2 separate regions of the Mus musculus genome follow, and region 2 is linked to region 1. Evidence: chromatin contacts called from ENCODE Hi-C or POLR2A ChIA-PET data. All regions are on one chromosome and are shown on one strand. The core of a region is the stretch at or near the end of the contact, and the rest is flanking DNA. Distances in the headings are between cores, read along the strand shown.

Region 1 (7,767 bases), core at 1,084-3,583:
TAGCCCTCAGTTATTGGTTTGTTTGGGGCAGTGGTGTTTGGGGATTAAAGGCATGCACCACCATATCTGGCCCTTAAGAGTCTCATGTAGCCAGGCCAACCTGGAATTGGCCATTCTCTTGCCTCAGCCTAGAATGCTGATGAAAAGCTGTCCTCGAAGCCACTGGTAAAACCTGACTTCAGGGCAATGGGCAGATGGCTCAGCTGGCAAAAACATTTCTTGTTTTGAGCTTGGGGGCCTGGGCTCAATCCCAGCACCCGTGAAGAGCTGGGCATGAGGGTACTTATAATCCTAGTGCTGGGGTTTGAAGATGGAGGACACTGGTCCTCACAGGTCAGCAGCCCAGCCAAATCACTATGTAGACAGATGGATCAGCGGTTAAGAAAGAGCACTAACTGCTGTCATACAGGATGGGCTTCAGCTCCCAGGAATCACATGGAGACTGGTAACCATTCCTGACTCCAGTTCTAAGGGGTCCAAGACCTGCTTCTGACCTCTGTGGGCACCAAACACATGTGCATTCACATGCAGGCAAGCGCGCACACAAACACACACACACACACACACACACACAAAATAAACCTTAAGACAAAAACAAAACCTAAGGTGGACACAATGTGACACTATGGCTGTCCCACACACATGCACATCTAAGTATGCATATTACACATACACAGAGCAGAGCAGACACCCATTCCCCAGGCCCAGCGTCAAGCACAGGCAGTTAAGTACCTTTGGTGTTTCTCTTTACAGCCCTCTTGCTCACAGCTCCCCAGCTGATTCCAACCTCCTCAGGTTCTTGTCCTTCCTCCTTAAATGCCTGATGGGAAAGAGTATGAAGTTTTAAATAAAGTTATCTTTTAGGAGGGGTTGACACAAAGTGTTCTTTAAGAAGCAACTTTGCAGTTGCAAGTGTTCACAATCTAGCTTAAGACCACATTTAGCAGCCAGCTCCCCTTCCCTGCTCAAGACCCAAAACCTAGAGAAAGGGAAGCTGAAAGCTTGGGTTGCAGAGTCACTGTCAGCAGGTTGTGGTCATACATGACCTGGCAGCTTGTAGCCCTAGATGTAATCCCCAACCCAAGACAAAAAAATAGAATAAAATCCAAGTATTAACCCCAAATCAGGGTTGGTGACCGCTCATCTTGTGTGCTCTTTCATCAAACACAGGGATGATGGTAGGAAACCTGTCCTTGATTCAGGCAGGGCAAAGAGCTGAATGGGGCGCTCAAAAGGCCTCCCATAACAAAGCAAACCTTTAATTCCAGCATTTTGGAAGTGAAAAGGGGGGGCAGGAGACCAAGAGCTGAAGTCTAGTCTGGGTTTCACAGCAAGTCCAAGGCCACACTGGGCCACAGTAGCTCTCCAAAAAAAGTTTTGCGTGGGAGGGGAGGCGCTGATTTTTGATAAGGAAAAACAACATAGACCGAAGAAGAAAGCGCTGGCCAATTTTCCCTCAAAGTATTCTGGCGCCTTCTACTTGCAGCCAATCAGGAGTCCCTAACCCTCAAGGACCCTGTTCCACAGAGGCAAGCTTGTGTCAAGCGCTGAAGGGCAGTAGACAAGACTTCTTGTCTAGGGGGAGGAAAGTGACATCTTACGCTGACTCGAGATGACAACTAGGCTCCAAGACCAGGGAAGCGCGAGGGGACCGGACCTGGGAGCGAACATGGTCTGTGCAGAGACACTGGGCACCGCCAACAGTGGGGTTGACTGATAGATTCCCCAGAAGAGTAAAACTAGGGTGGCGGAAAAGACAGCTGCAGGTGCAAGGTCATCATGGAGACGTGCCCAGAGCCACCCGATTACTCAACAAGGCCCGGCTTCCTGCAAATCCCGGGGCAAGTGGGAGGCGAGACACAGAGAGGGGCAGCGACTAGTAAAGGTCACACAGCCTCGGCTGCTTCGGTAACTGACAGCACAGACCGAAGTCGGGGGGGGGGGCTCGGGGTGGGAAGGCCGGCCCGAGTCTGCGCGGGCAGTTACGTGCCCGGGTCCACGGCGCCACTCGGGTTCCCTCACCTTCCTCAGCCGCTCCATCAGCACGCTCTTGTTGCCTCCCGTATCCAGGTTCCGCTTTTTCAGCTCCGCCCTCAGGTCGATCACCCGCAGGTCGCTGAGCCGCCGCGTCCCACTCTCCGAGGCGCCCGGACCAAAGGCGGGGTCGCCCGACCCGGTCCCGGGTTCCGCCATCCTCGCTTCCGCGACTTCCCAACTCGCTCCGGAACCCCCTCCACTCGCTGGCACCAGCTGTGGCGGCTCGGAGGTAGTACAAAATGGCGCTGCCGAAGAGGAAAACGCACTCGCTTCCTCCCGCCTCCCTTTGCGGCTGCGCAGGCGCACAGCTCTGACGCACCTCCTAGGTCGCACGCCAAAGCAGTCTCGAGCCTCGCGGGTACAAGTGCACATGCGCAACCGGTCGTAAGCCCCCCCTCCCCCCCCCCCCCCCGGCCCCGTCGCCACCCTCTTTTTAATGCGCACGCGCACCGCCTCGCTACGCTCACTGACCCCCGTTTGCCTCTCGCAGCGTTGCCCGGCTGCGCACGCCACCGCTCTACGGCCAGCGCTCCGACAGTGATGCGCAGGCGCACGACCTGTAGCACGCATGCGTCTTGGTCCGCGGCCAAGCGCGAGCCGGCGAGGCGCGCCTACGTCGTCTCTGCCGCCGCGCACACTGCGCTTGGGTAAAGGCGTCTGAGAGCGTAGGGCTCGCGCCGGCGGCGCCTGCGCAGTGTCGAGGTGCGCCTCCGGGGAGGCTGAAGCGGTTCCCTCTCAGGCGGCGCCATTTTGTGGTAAGAGGGCCGAGATTCAAAAAAATAATAATAATAACAAATCAAAAAAAAAACACACTCACGCAAACCCACTGACCCGGTTCTGTGTGAAGTGGGCGACGGAACCAGGGTCCCTGGAATGGCGGAGACTCTGTCGGGTTTAGGAGACGCGAGTGCGGCGGGCGCGGCGGCCGTGAGCTCCGCGGCGTCAGAGACCGGGACGCGGCGGCTCAGCGACCTGCGGGTGATCGACCTGCGGGCGGAGCTGAAGAAGCGGAACCTCGACTCGAGCGGCAACAAGAGCGTGCTGATGGAGCGGCTGAAGAAGGTGAGGTTCGCGGGGGGGAACCCCATGGTCGCCATGGCGACACCCACCGCCGGGCCCGGAGTGGCCCGTTGGCCTTCGCGCTGGGCGCTAATACTGGGGCTCCGCGGGCGCCGGGTGCAAGGATTCGAATCTCGACGCCCCCAGCGATGCGACCAGAGGGAAATAACACCACGAACGGGTTCGGGGGATCGATGACACCGCGTTCCCTGTACTGCTTAGTCCCAACCCCAAAGGGGGATGAAGGGGACTCGGCCAAGGTCATCCAGTGGGGTCAGCTTGTGGCGGGATTCGATCCCAAGTCCCTTTTCGGCCCCCGAGGCAGAACAGGTGGTTTTTGTTTCTTTTCTTTTCTTTTAATCTGGGAAGACACAGTGACGTTGGGGGCAGGGGTGGTGGAGATGAAACATGAGAAACTCTCAGAGTTCGCAGACAGCCGGAGGATGTAGGTAGCCCAGGGAGACAAAAAACAAAAACAAAGCGGAAAAATAAATTGTTTCTAATTCTTTGCTAGAACTAAGCTAGGGGAAGATACGAGATGGAAGGAAAGAACGTTTTTTTCTGTTGATAAAGGTAAGTCAGATGTGAGTTCAAGGCCAACCTGGGCTGTAGAGGAGTTCCAAACCAACCTGAATATTAGAGTTCAGGGCTAGCTAAGCCTTTTTCAAAGTATAAAGTAGGTCCAAGAGCTACTCATTTGGTAGTGTGCTACTCATTTGGTATTGTGCTTACCTTGCATGCACAAAACCCTAAGTTTTATCCCAAATACTTCCTAAGGCCGGGAGTGGTGGAGGCAGAAGGATCCTAAGTTTGAGGCCATCTTGGGATGCGTGAAAGCCTTTCTGTAAAACATAGTAGGTTTTTGTTTTGTCTCTTTTTTTTTTTAAAAAAAAAGGGGTTGGACACATAGATCAGAGGTAACATGCTTGCCCAATATTGCAGAGGCCCTTGGAACCATCTGCCACACAACTGCTATAACACTCCATTCTGTGTGGTCAGGTGGGAGTCGGAGGATTTAGTTCCAGCCTCAAACTGAGCCCCCTGAGAAAGAGGCTCATTTCTATTGCCTTCCTTTGTGGCCTAGATTCTCTGTCAGGAAGACCTTTAACCTCTTCTGAGTGTCCTCAGATCAAGGCAGTAGTAGCTTGCCTTCAGGGTAGGGTAGGCATTGCTTGGCTTGCAGTCTAGTCCAGGTAAACAAGCTCAGTCTCCACAGGGCCCCCTTTTGGCTTTTGTAGTTGTTTACTCCACCTTAGAAAGCAGACTTTGTTTGTGTTACACCTTGAAAAGCTGTCCCCTCTAGCTTTCAGACATTGTCATCTGCCCAGTCATCCCTTGCACAAGGAACTGGAGATTTAACCCTCCTAGATCCATCCAAAGTCAGTCACCAGTTGCTGTTGAGAGAAGACACTGTGACAAGCAGAGAGGGCAGCAGTGTGAAGGCCTGAGCTCTGTGCCCAGCACCAACAGTAAAGGTCAGGTGGGGTGCCAGCCGCAATCCCAGTGCTCACAGACACAGGACGATCCCTGAGGCTCACTGCCTGACTAGTCCAGTCAAGTCTGTAAGACAAGGTGGATGGTACCTAAGAGAAAGCTGAGGTTGTCTTCTGGCCTCTCATGTACTGTGAACATGTACAGCATATAACATTACTTGCTTGTGAGATGAGGTGTGGAAGTTAGAGGCCAGGGCAGGCACACTACCTACTGAACGTCAGGCACTCTTTTCAGTTGGTTTGGTTTGGTGGCTTTTTGGGGGTTTTGTTTGTTTGTTTTTGGGTTTTTTTTGGTTTGTTGGTTGTGTCATCGTCGTGTCCCCCCCCTCCCCCCCACAGGGTTTCTCTATGTAGCCCTGGCTGTCCTGGAACTCACTCTGTAGACCAGGCTGGCCTTGAACTCAGAAATCCGTCTGCCTCTTTAATCCCTGCTGGGATTAAAAGCATGCGCCATCACTGCCCAGCTTGTTGTTTGTTTTTTAAGGACACTACATCTCTATTGGAATGGGCAAGAAGCTCCCTACACTGGTGTCACCTACAGAACATACAGGGTGTGAAAGGGGGTGGCCAGGGTGATGCTCGGCCTGCTGGTGAGGCACTGTGCAGCCTTGGCAGTACCAAGCTCTCTCAAGACTAGAAGTTGAGGGTTGGCTTTAGGGTGCTGTTCTCATTGTCCTCTTGGGGGTTGCAGAGGGACCCTGGTCTGTGCTTGTCTCCACTCACACCCCTGTATGTTTGTCAGATCAGAGGGTAAGTCTACAGTACTGTCCCTCTGCCTGCTTGTTGTGACCATCTCTGGGTTGGATTTTTAAAGAGGGAGGTGGTGTGGAGGAGCACCTGTTAGAGGGGGTTTACTGAGGTAGCCTGGGAGGGACAGCTCTGTCATTTAGCCCCAAGGGATAAAATGAGATACCTTTCTACAGCTTACCTGGAGTTGTTTGAAAGCTGACTAGCTCCAGAGGAGAGAGAGGACAGGGCTGCTTACAGGTTTGTCTGTGGTCCCCTAATGAAAGCCACAGGAAGCCCCTGGGGATCTGGAAGAGTTGCCTGAGCTTGGAGTTCTGAGGGCACTGCTGCTACCTTCTCTCTGGGGACAGTCAACTTTGAAACATCCCCAGGGTGAGAGGCATGCTGCTAGAAAGTGTCTCATTTCACTCCTTGGGGGGCACTGTTGACAGGGCTGTGTGAGAGAGAGAGAGGCCCTTGCTGAGTTGGCCACTGATGAACAAATAACATTCTTGAGTGTGAAATGGGACTTCTACGGGGTCCTTCCACTACAAGTCCCAGAAGGGGACAGCAAGGTCCAAGCCCTGTCCCCTGTTCCCCTCCCCCTCCTTAGTTACTGGGTTAAGCCAAGGAAGCTGGAATCTCTTTCCTCAGGGACACAAAAGGTGGAGGAGTCCGAAGTTCTGAGCAGTTGCCTCCACGACTCAAGGAGTCCTCAGGATAGTCTTGCAGCAATGCTGGCTGCTATCATTAAGGGCCAAGAGTACTCACTGAGAAAGAGCCCTTACAATACAGGCATGAGAACCTGAGTTTCAAATTCCTAGGATCCCTATAGAAAGCTGGGGCTTAGCTACATGTGACTATGACCCCAGGACCTTGCTGGCTGCCAGCCTAGTCTCACATTCAGGGAGAAAGCCTTTGTCGAGGAGCTAGGGAAAAGAAAATGAGAAAAAAAACGACGTAGAGCTGTATTAATCCTAGAAAACCCATTAGGTGATAATGCAAGGGCCCTGCTGTGCCAGTCTTCCTTCCATGAGCAGCAGGACTGCAGTTTGTAGGGTTAAGGTGGTAGGTAGCAGCAGCTGAGTTTCAATGCCCTGAGAACCGAGCTGGGCACTCCCTGTGTTGAACAGGCTGTTCAAACTACAGGCTTAGATGTTCTTCCTGTCTCTGCTACCTGTGGTTTATTGGTCGGCCTTTCTTCTGTCCCTCCAGGCCATTGAAGATGAAGGTGGGAATCCTGATGAAATTGAAGTCACCTCAGAATGCAACAAGAAGATGCCTAAGAGGCCCAGCAAAGGTAAGGAGTCCCTAAACCACTGTGTCAGTGCCTTAGGTACCCAATGGGTGCAGAGTCTGCTGTCCCTCTGTCACACAGAATCAGAGCATATAGTGAGGATGGATTTGGGAATGGTCTTCCAGCTTCACATAGCCTCTCATTACCTTGTCTGTCAGAAAATAAGGCCCATGTACTAACAGAGCACCACAGATGCAGTCCACTTAAAACCATGCAGCGGGCCTCCCCATCTGACAGTCCCCACTCAACCACCTTTGCCCCCGCCTCTGTTCACGACTGCTGTCTCCAGCCAGTGGGCACCCAGTCACCTACTGCATCTTGCTGTCTGTCCTTGGCACTGACTTGTCATCTTTCTGGAACTCCAGTTCTAGGAACTAAACAGAATTGGAAGGGTTGAGGCTCTTGGGGATGATACCTTGGTCGTTGTGAGGCTGAGCTGCTAGCTGTGGGGTGGCACAGTAGTGGCCATGCTACTCATGTGAACCTGTGCTGAAGGGAGGTCCACTGAACTGTGTGGCCTAATGCACTGCTTTGGGCCACCGGTGGGAAATGATTCCGACAGCGTTGGTTGGAAGTGCCCTATGGTTGGGTCTTCTATTCTTCTTGCTTTCGGCCTTAGTAAAAACAAATGCTTGTTCTGATGTTTTACTAGATGCATGAGTTAAGTGTAAAGTTGATATTCCTTCTTAGTGGGGGCTGACACAGTAGAGTGTACATGCCTTTTTTTGTGTGTTTGGTCACTAGGAAATAGATATATGTGCTTTCCTTAAAATCTGAAAATAAAAAAGACATTGGTATGGAGCATGGTGGCACAGAGGCAAGAGGATCTCTCTTGAGGTCAGGGTTGGCCTGTATACACAGCAGGTTTCAGACCCAGAACTCTGTAGTGAGACCTCTCAAAACAAAGAAAACAGCTGGTCATGGCCTGGGGCAATGGCACAGTGCATGACAGTGCTGCTGCATAAGTCTGAGGGTGAGTTAGAGTTCTCAGTGCCCACTCACAAGCCAGCTATGGCTGCATGTATCTGTAACACTTGTGATTGGGGGTGGAGACAGGGTGAGCCAACCTAGCTGCAGAGTGAGTGGGAGACCCTGTCTTAAGGGAGTGGCTGGAGAGCTGGGCAGTGGTAGCACATGCCTTTAATCCCAGCAATC
Region 2 (7,283 bases), core at 2,481-4,980, 42 kb after region 1:
TGTGCAAGTCGGACTTTCCTTCTCAGGAGCTCAACCAACTTCTTATTTTTAACCTGCAGGAGAGCAGTAAGTGAGGACCCAGGGACACTGCACTCTAACACCAGAAACAGACTATCTAGCTGCATGACCAATGCTACTGGCAGCGTCACAGCTTCACTAGTGTCACAGACCTGGAGCACCAGGAAGACTGAAGCAGGAGGCTCGAGAGTGTAAACATGGGCTACACAAGGAAACCCAGGCTAAAACAGAGTCCCAACAGGAGCCTCCTGTGTCCTGCAGACTGGCAGTTTCCATCCAGCTTCATGAGCACCATTTCCTAGTCATCCTGTTCAACTACTTGGTAATAACTCCTCTCACCACCTATAGCAGGTGCGAATTAAAACTGACGATTAGTTGGACATTGTGGGTACACCCTGCACTGGGGACACAAGGCAGATGGAACTCTGAGTTCCAGGCCAGCCTGATTCAAAATATTGTTTTAAAACAAACAACAACAAAAAAAAAACAATGGAGCTGGAGAAGTAGCTCAGCAGTTGTTTACAGAGGCCTGGGTTCACATAGTGTCTCACAATCAACCCTAACTCAAGTTGCTAGGGATCCAACAACGTTGAACTACAATGGCACCAAGCATACAAGTGGTGTACATACATGTAGGAAAATATTCACACACATAAATATAAGCACAAGCATATATGCACATATACATACATACACACACACTTGAGGACAGGTGTCATCTGTGGAATCTCTCCACAGTCACCTTGTAATTTACGTTTCCTTGGGACACACTATATAGTTGACTCTAACTGGGAACTCAGGGTGATCCTCCTGCCTCACCATCCCAAGTGCACAATGTACAAGGATAAGTCACCACACCTAGCTTACCTGTGTAATTCTGACATAGCAAGACCCTTTGTCTCAGTGTTTGGGGATCTCTTTTGTTGGTCTGAGTCAGGGGTCACACTGTAGTCCAAGCTGGCTTGAACGCATGACAATCGTTCTAATCCATCTTCCCATGTGTTGGGATTACAGATAGTACCACTCTGCGTTTAGGTGGATTTTATTTATTTGTTGTTGGGTTTGTTTATTTTTTAGATGGGGTCTGTGGTGTTAAACAAGAATGGCTCCCATAGGTTCATATATTTGAACAATTGGTCCCCAGTCATAGGAACTGTTTAGGAAGGATTGGGAGGCGTCACCTAGCTGGAGGTATACCACTGGGGTGGGCTTTGAGGTTTCTCTCTGCCTTCAAGCTGTGGATCAGATGCAAGCTCTCAGCAACTACTCCAGTGCCATGTCTGCCTGCCACTGCACTCCCCACTTTGATGTTCTTAAACTATAAACAAGCCCCAAGTAAAAACTTTTATTTTAAAAGTTGCCTTGGTCATAGTGTCTCCTCACAGCAACTCATGCTGGCCTTGGATAACCCTGAATTCCTGATCGGAAGATTCCTCCTTCTACCCTCTGAGCATTCGGATGACAGGTGTTTGACTCTACATCCGGTCTGTGTGAGCCTCGTGCATGATAAGCAAACAGTCTACACAGAACCCTAACCAGCCTGCAGAGCCAAAGACAGCACATGAGTCTGATGGCTGTAGACCAAAAGCTGAGTTTTGCACCAAAAAACAAAAAAAAAATAAAAAAACAACTATTCACTAGCTCCCAGGTAAGTGTTCTGTGATGGGTCTCAGCATCTTTTTCTCCCTGACTCTGGTCATTTTATGAGGTGATACCAACAGGAAAGCACACACCACTGTCTCAACACCACACCCTTGACAGCTAGCTCCCAATGGCACATTGGGTTCACTTGGAAGAAGCATCTCTTTGTTCTTGCCCCAGCACACATTTGTCTCCACAGTAGGGTTAAGGAACCAGGTGTGGGCAGCCCTGGTCTGAGAAGCCCTGAGAATAAAGAGGATACAGAATGGGCCTCCAGAGCAGTTCTACACTACTAGAGCCTGCCAGGCATAACAAGTCCTATGAGCATCACGGTATGAGGAAACCCCCTCCAAGCAGCAAACAGCAGAGACTTATAACTCAGTCACTCAGGACCAGATGAGGCACTTCTTACCCAAAAGCTAAAGAGATGGAAGATCTGGAGCTAAAGCCAACTTCAACTACACAGCAACTAGAAGGGCAGCCTGAGCTACATGAGATCCTGCCTCAACCAAAACCAAAATAGCCTTTACATACAGTTTGTGTGAGTTCCACAAGAGTTCTCTGATTCCAAGACAGGAACTGCTATTATGTCCATTTCCCAGGTGAGGAAAACTAAGGCCCTGGGGAGCAACTTGTAGATAGGTGATGATGCCGTGTTACCCTACAGAAGTTATCTGGCAAATGTGTGTGTCCTTCTACCAGACAGACAACGTGAGATGGGCCTTGGAAGCATGGGAGTGGAGGTAGGTGGAGGAGCTCGCTTTAACCCTCCCCACATCTGTGCTGATACACTTCCCTTCAAGGGTTGGCAGGGCAAAGAGAATGGAGGGGGCCTGCGGGTGATGTGGCTGTGACTCACTGTATGACCTTGCTAGTAGGTTAACTGATAACCACTGCTCTCTGTGAACTCAAGACATAGGGGAATAGATGGCAGATTGAAAATTCCCCTTTAAAAGTCTCTGCTTTCTGTTGATTTCATCATCCTGTTCTCCCTCCCTCTTCATGGCCAGCTAATTTGAAAGGATCAGATGGGATCAGCTTCCTGCAGTGGAATTTTCCTCCCTTAGTTAAAAGGCTGTTTGAAGTTTCTTTCTTTTTAGGGGTAAATACCAGGAAGATGTCAGGGACAGTGTCAGGGAAAAAAAAAAAATCCTGTCCCTTTTTTTTTTTTGGTAAACCACTCAGACTCCAGTAATTCCGGCCTTTCTCCTACTCCTACAATGTAATACCTAAAGCCTGTAACTTTGTATCCCCACAACTATGCCCGATACATTACGCGGGTAATTAAGGGTGTGAAAAAGGAGAATGTCTCAAGACAAAAGATACATAAGGCTGTCTCAATGAATAAACTCTACACCATTGAACAAGGCTGAGAAGGCGTTACAAAACTTTCACCAGGATGGAAGCGAAATAACTATACTCTGTTGCTAGTCGGCCTGGGATTTCTACACTCACTATCTCGGGTCCTGAAGGACCAGAAAAAGGGAAGAATTTGTGTCCAAGTGAGCCACCAAGGACTGTGGTATCCTCTTGCCTCAGAGTGGTGCGATGACAAGCAGGAGTGCGGTTCCAAAAGTTTCTTAGACGCGAGGGAGCTGAGAGACCACTCGGTCCCGCTAGCAGAGCAGGGGAGCGGGGGCTCTGGTTACCTCCACGATCTTGATAAAGCGCGGGAACACAGGGTTGCGGGTGATGGCGATGAGCGGCAGGTGAGGAAACACATCCGGGACGGTCATGGGCGCGAGCGCTGTGACGACCGGGCCTTCCCCGGTGCTCGCCGTGGCCCCGTCCTCCGCACCGCCCTCGGAGGTCTCGTCGCTGCCACCGCGGTTGCCCGAGTCCCACAGCCCCCGCCACTGGACCCCGCCGGGAAGAACGCGGCCGCCCCAGGGAGCTGACATGTCGCAGGCCCGACATCCTCGGCGCAGCCACGACCCGGACGCGCTCGGGACCCGGCCTCCGGTGACAGCCAGCAGCGGCCGCCGCAGAACCCAGCACCGCGCAGCGGCCCAGAGCCGCACGTAGCCTGTGCTCGCCGCCATGGAACAGCCATACTGACGGCGCACCGCACTTACGTCATCTCTGCTCGCCCCCCGTTTGCGCACGTGATGACGCTCGCGTGCTTCGGGCTGGAGAGGCGGAGCTTGAATAAGGTGAGTGAGTGGGCGTGGTCAGAGGGAGACTGGGTTTGGGGATGGGAGGGCGGAGTAGGGGCGTGGTTCAAGGCTCAGAGCGGGGCTTGGAGTTGGACGGCAAGGGGGCGTGGCCCGATGAAGGATGTTCTAGAGAGGACTTTGAGGATCTGGATGAAAAAGTGAGAGGTGTAGTAAGCTTGAGGAAACATGACGGAGAAAGCAGGACTGGTGTGTGGTCCGAATGGGGGGCGCTCCACCAGGCAGGGATTGGAGGAACTGGAATCAGGGATATGGCCGAAGGCGGGCTCAAAGGTCGGGGCTTGACATAGGGGCGTGGCCAGAGCGGTGACTCCAGACTGGAGCTTGTGCGGAGGGGGCGGGGGGCATCGCTCTAGGAAGGGGGCCTGGAAGAAGCGTGGCCCCTCCCAGTTCCTACAACTACTGGTTTGTCCTGTCCAAGCTGTACCTTAGTACTGCGTTCTGTTTTTCTACTGCCATCAAAAAGGTTTTACAGGGTAAATTCTGTGTTCTGAAGGCATCGGAAGAAAAGTACAGCGCACCCCTCCTTTAACTTTAGTCTTTTCAGCGTTCTTTGTTGATACACAACAACAGGTTTTACTACATCTCCCTACGCAGTTGGTGGCATCTTCACTCCACACTGGAGGAGGCGTGCTTGGAGGGCTTTTGCCTCTCGTATAGTATGCATGCTAAAGGCCGTGCGCAGGTGCGCCTGCTCAGCGTTGCCTTTGTTGTCAGTGGTCCGTGAGGCACTTACCAAAACACTGAAGCTTCCAGGACACGTCCCAAGAGACCCGTGTGCATGCTCCGGCTCCACAAAGCAGGGAGTGGATTGATGCATGCCCAAAGCTCTGCTTCCACACCCACGTGTGCTCATGCTAGTGCTGTGGTGACCTCCTTGAAGTTTGGGCATGCTTTGGATTTTGACTTATGGATCTGGGAACCTGGGTGTAATTTTCAGGTTTGAAATGTGCGAGCTCTGCTTCCATATTGCGCATGCCCACTCCTTCCAGTTTCCTCTGCGTAGACCTAACCGGGCTTTTGTCCGACACGTCCAAAAGGTCCTGCTAGTGGCCTTCTTACCTGGTGCGCGTGCCCAGACAAGAGGCGGGTAGGAGAGAAGCGGCCTAACCTCACGCATGCTCAGACACTTTCTCAAGCTTGGCGGTTGAAGAGCAGTGTTAGCTGTGGAGAACCAGGCAAGATGCTGGTGTTGATGCTAGCAGCAGCAGTGGCCACCATGGTCAGGGCTCACACACTGTGCCGGTACAACTGCCTAACTGGGTTGGATTGCTGCTGGGAGGTTTTTTTTTTTTTTAAATGATATTTCAATTTTATTTTTTTTATTTATATGAATACACTGTAGCTGTCTTCAGACGCACCAGAAGAGGCCATTAAATCCCATTACAGATGGTTGTGAGCCACCATGTGGTTGCTGGGAATTGAACTCAGGACCACTGGAAGAGCAGTCAGTGCTCTTAACCACTGAGCCATCTCTCCAGCCCTGCTGGGAGGTTTATGACAGGAGGAATGGGGCTGGTTCTTGTTGGAGCCCAGGCATACCCTCCAGCCCAATTGTAGAAATCAAATTTGGCATATCTCTCCCAAGCAAATCACTAAAATCCATTTCTGGGTGTGGAGCCAGGGCTTTGGACATGCGTCAAACCTAAGTTCCTTGTGCAGTCTGCAATCTGTCCCACCATCCATCCCTACCTGGCTCAGCAGCAGTGCCATGGGCTGTTGAGGCTGAGTGCATGTTGGGAAGTATGCTGTGCTTAGTGCCATGGTGAGCAGTGTCTCTGATCGCTAACATGCAAGTATGTCTCTGTATGCCCTCCTCCTTCCCACTTTTCTCCCCGGAGGTCACCAGCCTGAGGGGACAAAAGGGGCAGAGGTGGAGAGGAGGGTTCAGACAGCCATGAATATGGACAAAATGATCTCTGGAGACTACTGCAGTGGGATGTCTGCTGTATTCTTCCAGGGATGAGAGCGTATTTAAGGGCTTTTTGGTTTGGTTTTGGGGGTTTTTTTGGTTGGTTGGTTGGTTGGTTGGTTGGTTTTGGTTTTTTCAAGACAGGGTTTCTCTTTATAGCCCTGGCTGTCCTGGAACTCACTTTGTAGACCAGGCTAGCCTCGAACTCAGAAATCCGCCTGCCTCTGCCTCCCGAGTGCTGGGATTAAAGGCGTGTGCCACGCCCGGCTTTAAGGGCTTTTTTGAGGGGTACAGGTGGAAAGGGCCAATGGGTCATGTGGGTGGGAAGCCAGAACAGGCTGTGTGTGCTGAGTTCTGCAGCTGGTCACTTTTCAGAGGCCAGCCACCTGTGTTTAAGGACACTGTCCAAACAAAGACAGGAAGAGACAGGGAAGCCCTGCTGAGAAAGGAAAAGTCTCCCACTTTTGGTGCCCAGCTCAGAAAGCCATCCTGTCGTGGAGGCTGCTAACTAACTGTCCCCTGGGGACCTCAGTTCTTAAGCCCTGAATTCTAGATTATCATCACTGGAGTTCAGCAAGGCAGTCCCTTGCTGTGAGTTTTGCAGCCAGCCTGTGCAACATAGCCGGATCTGTGTCTGAATACAATGCCTTACCTCAACCTCCCAAGTGGCTCATCACACCCAAAAGGCAGTTGTTTGCTACAAACCAGAAAAAAAAAAAAAAAAAAGCTCACCAACAACAAAGTAGGGAAACTTAAGAAATACTTGTGAAAAGTAATTGCTGGTGTGGCTTGAGCTGGAGTTCGCTGGGCTGAGGGCTGACCCACCTGGTGAAGCCAGGACCAACTCCAGCACCACAGAAACCTGGCAGGTGACCCATGCCTGCCATCACAGCAGTGAGGAAGTGGAGGCAAGAGGATTGGGAGTTTCAGGCTAGCCTGGGCTACTTAGTCAGCCTGTCTCTGAATAAACAATAAAAAGAGCCTGGGGAGACCCCCTCCAAAGAAGTGAGCCCCCTTCCCACGAAGGTTCTGGGTTCGATTCCCCAGCATTGTACATGGGATGGGATATAAAAGGCAGAGAGCCCAGAACAGGAAGTGTGAGGTCTTACACGCGTTCTCACGACCGGCCAGGAAGAACACAACAAACCAGAATCTTCTGCGGCAAAACTTTATTGCTTACATCTTCAGGAGCAAGAGTGTAAACCCCCCATTGTTTACATCTTTAGGAGCCAGAGCGCCAGAGCGCCAGAGCGCAGAGCAAGCCCCCAAAGCCCCAAAAGCGAAAGCGAAACCCCCCTCCCTCTTAAGGAGAGTTATCCTTCGCCTAGGACGTATCACTCCCTGATTGGCTGCAGCCCATGGCCGAGTTGTCGTCACGGGGAAGGCAGAGTACATGGGGTGGAGAACTACCTTTGGCACATGCGCAGATTATTTGTTTACCACTTAGAACACAGCTGTCAGCGCCATCTTGTAACGGCGAATGTGGGGGCGGCTTCCCACAGTGAGGGCCCCACCCCCTGGGTCATCCCCAAGCAGAG

What was found. Hi-C counts contacts between places; a loop is a spot of excess contacts on that map. ChIA-PET counts read pairs that join two places held with the same protein, here RNA polymerase II (POLR2A).
Region 2: a loop to region 1 is called in a map of heart, with 2.2 times the contacts of the local background. The contact joins the promoter of Lonp1 here to the promoter of Safb2 in region 1. A Hi-C loop is called at or near these places in 1 of 37 maps with a recorded cell type or tissue (heart). POLR2A ChIA-PET finds 5 or more read pairs at or near these places in 5 of 5 experiments (Patski and embryonic stem cell).

What each region holds. Positions count from the first base shown.
Region 1 is chr17:56,582,252-56,590,018 of GRCm38, forward strand. Safb2 (scaffold attachment factor B2) reads right to left here and starts at 2,334. Exons shown (of 21, transcript NM_001029979.3): 1 at 2,023-2,334; 2 at 733-820. The coding sequence starts at 2,193. Safb (scaffold attachment factor B) reads left to right here and starts at 2,731. Exons shown (of 21, transcript NM_001163300.1): 1 at 2,731-3,099; 2 at 6,531-6,615. The coding sequence starts at 2,911.
Region 2 is chr17:56,623,173-56,630,455 of GRCm38, forward strand. Lonp1 (lon peptidase 1, mitochondrial) reads right to left here and starts at 3,731. Exons shown (of 18, transcript NM_028782.2): 1 at 3,309-3,731; 2 at 1-53. The coding sequence starts at 3,701. It overlaps Catsperd (cation channel sperm associated auxiliary subunit delta), which reads left to right and starts at 4,971. Exons shown (of 22, transcript NM_175350.3): 1 at 4,971-5,078. The coding sequence starts at 5,017.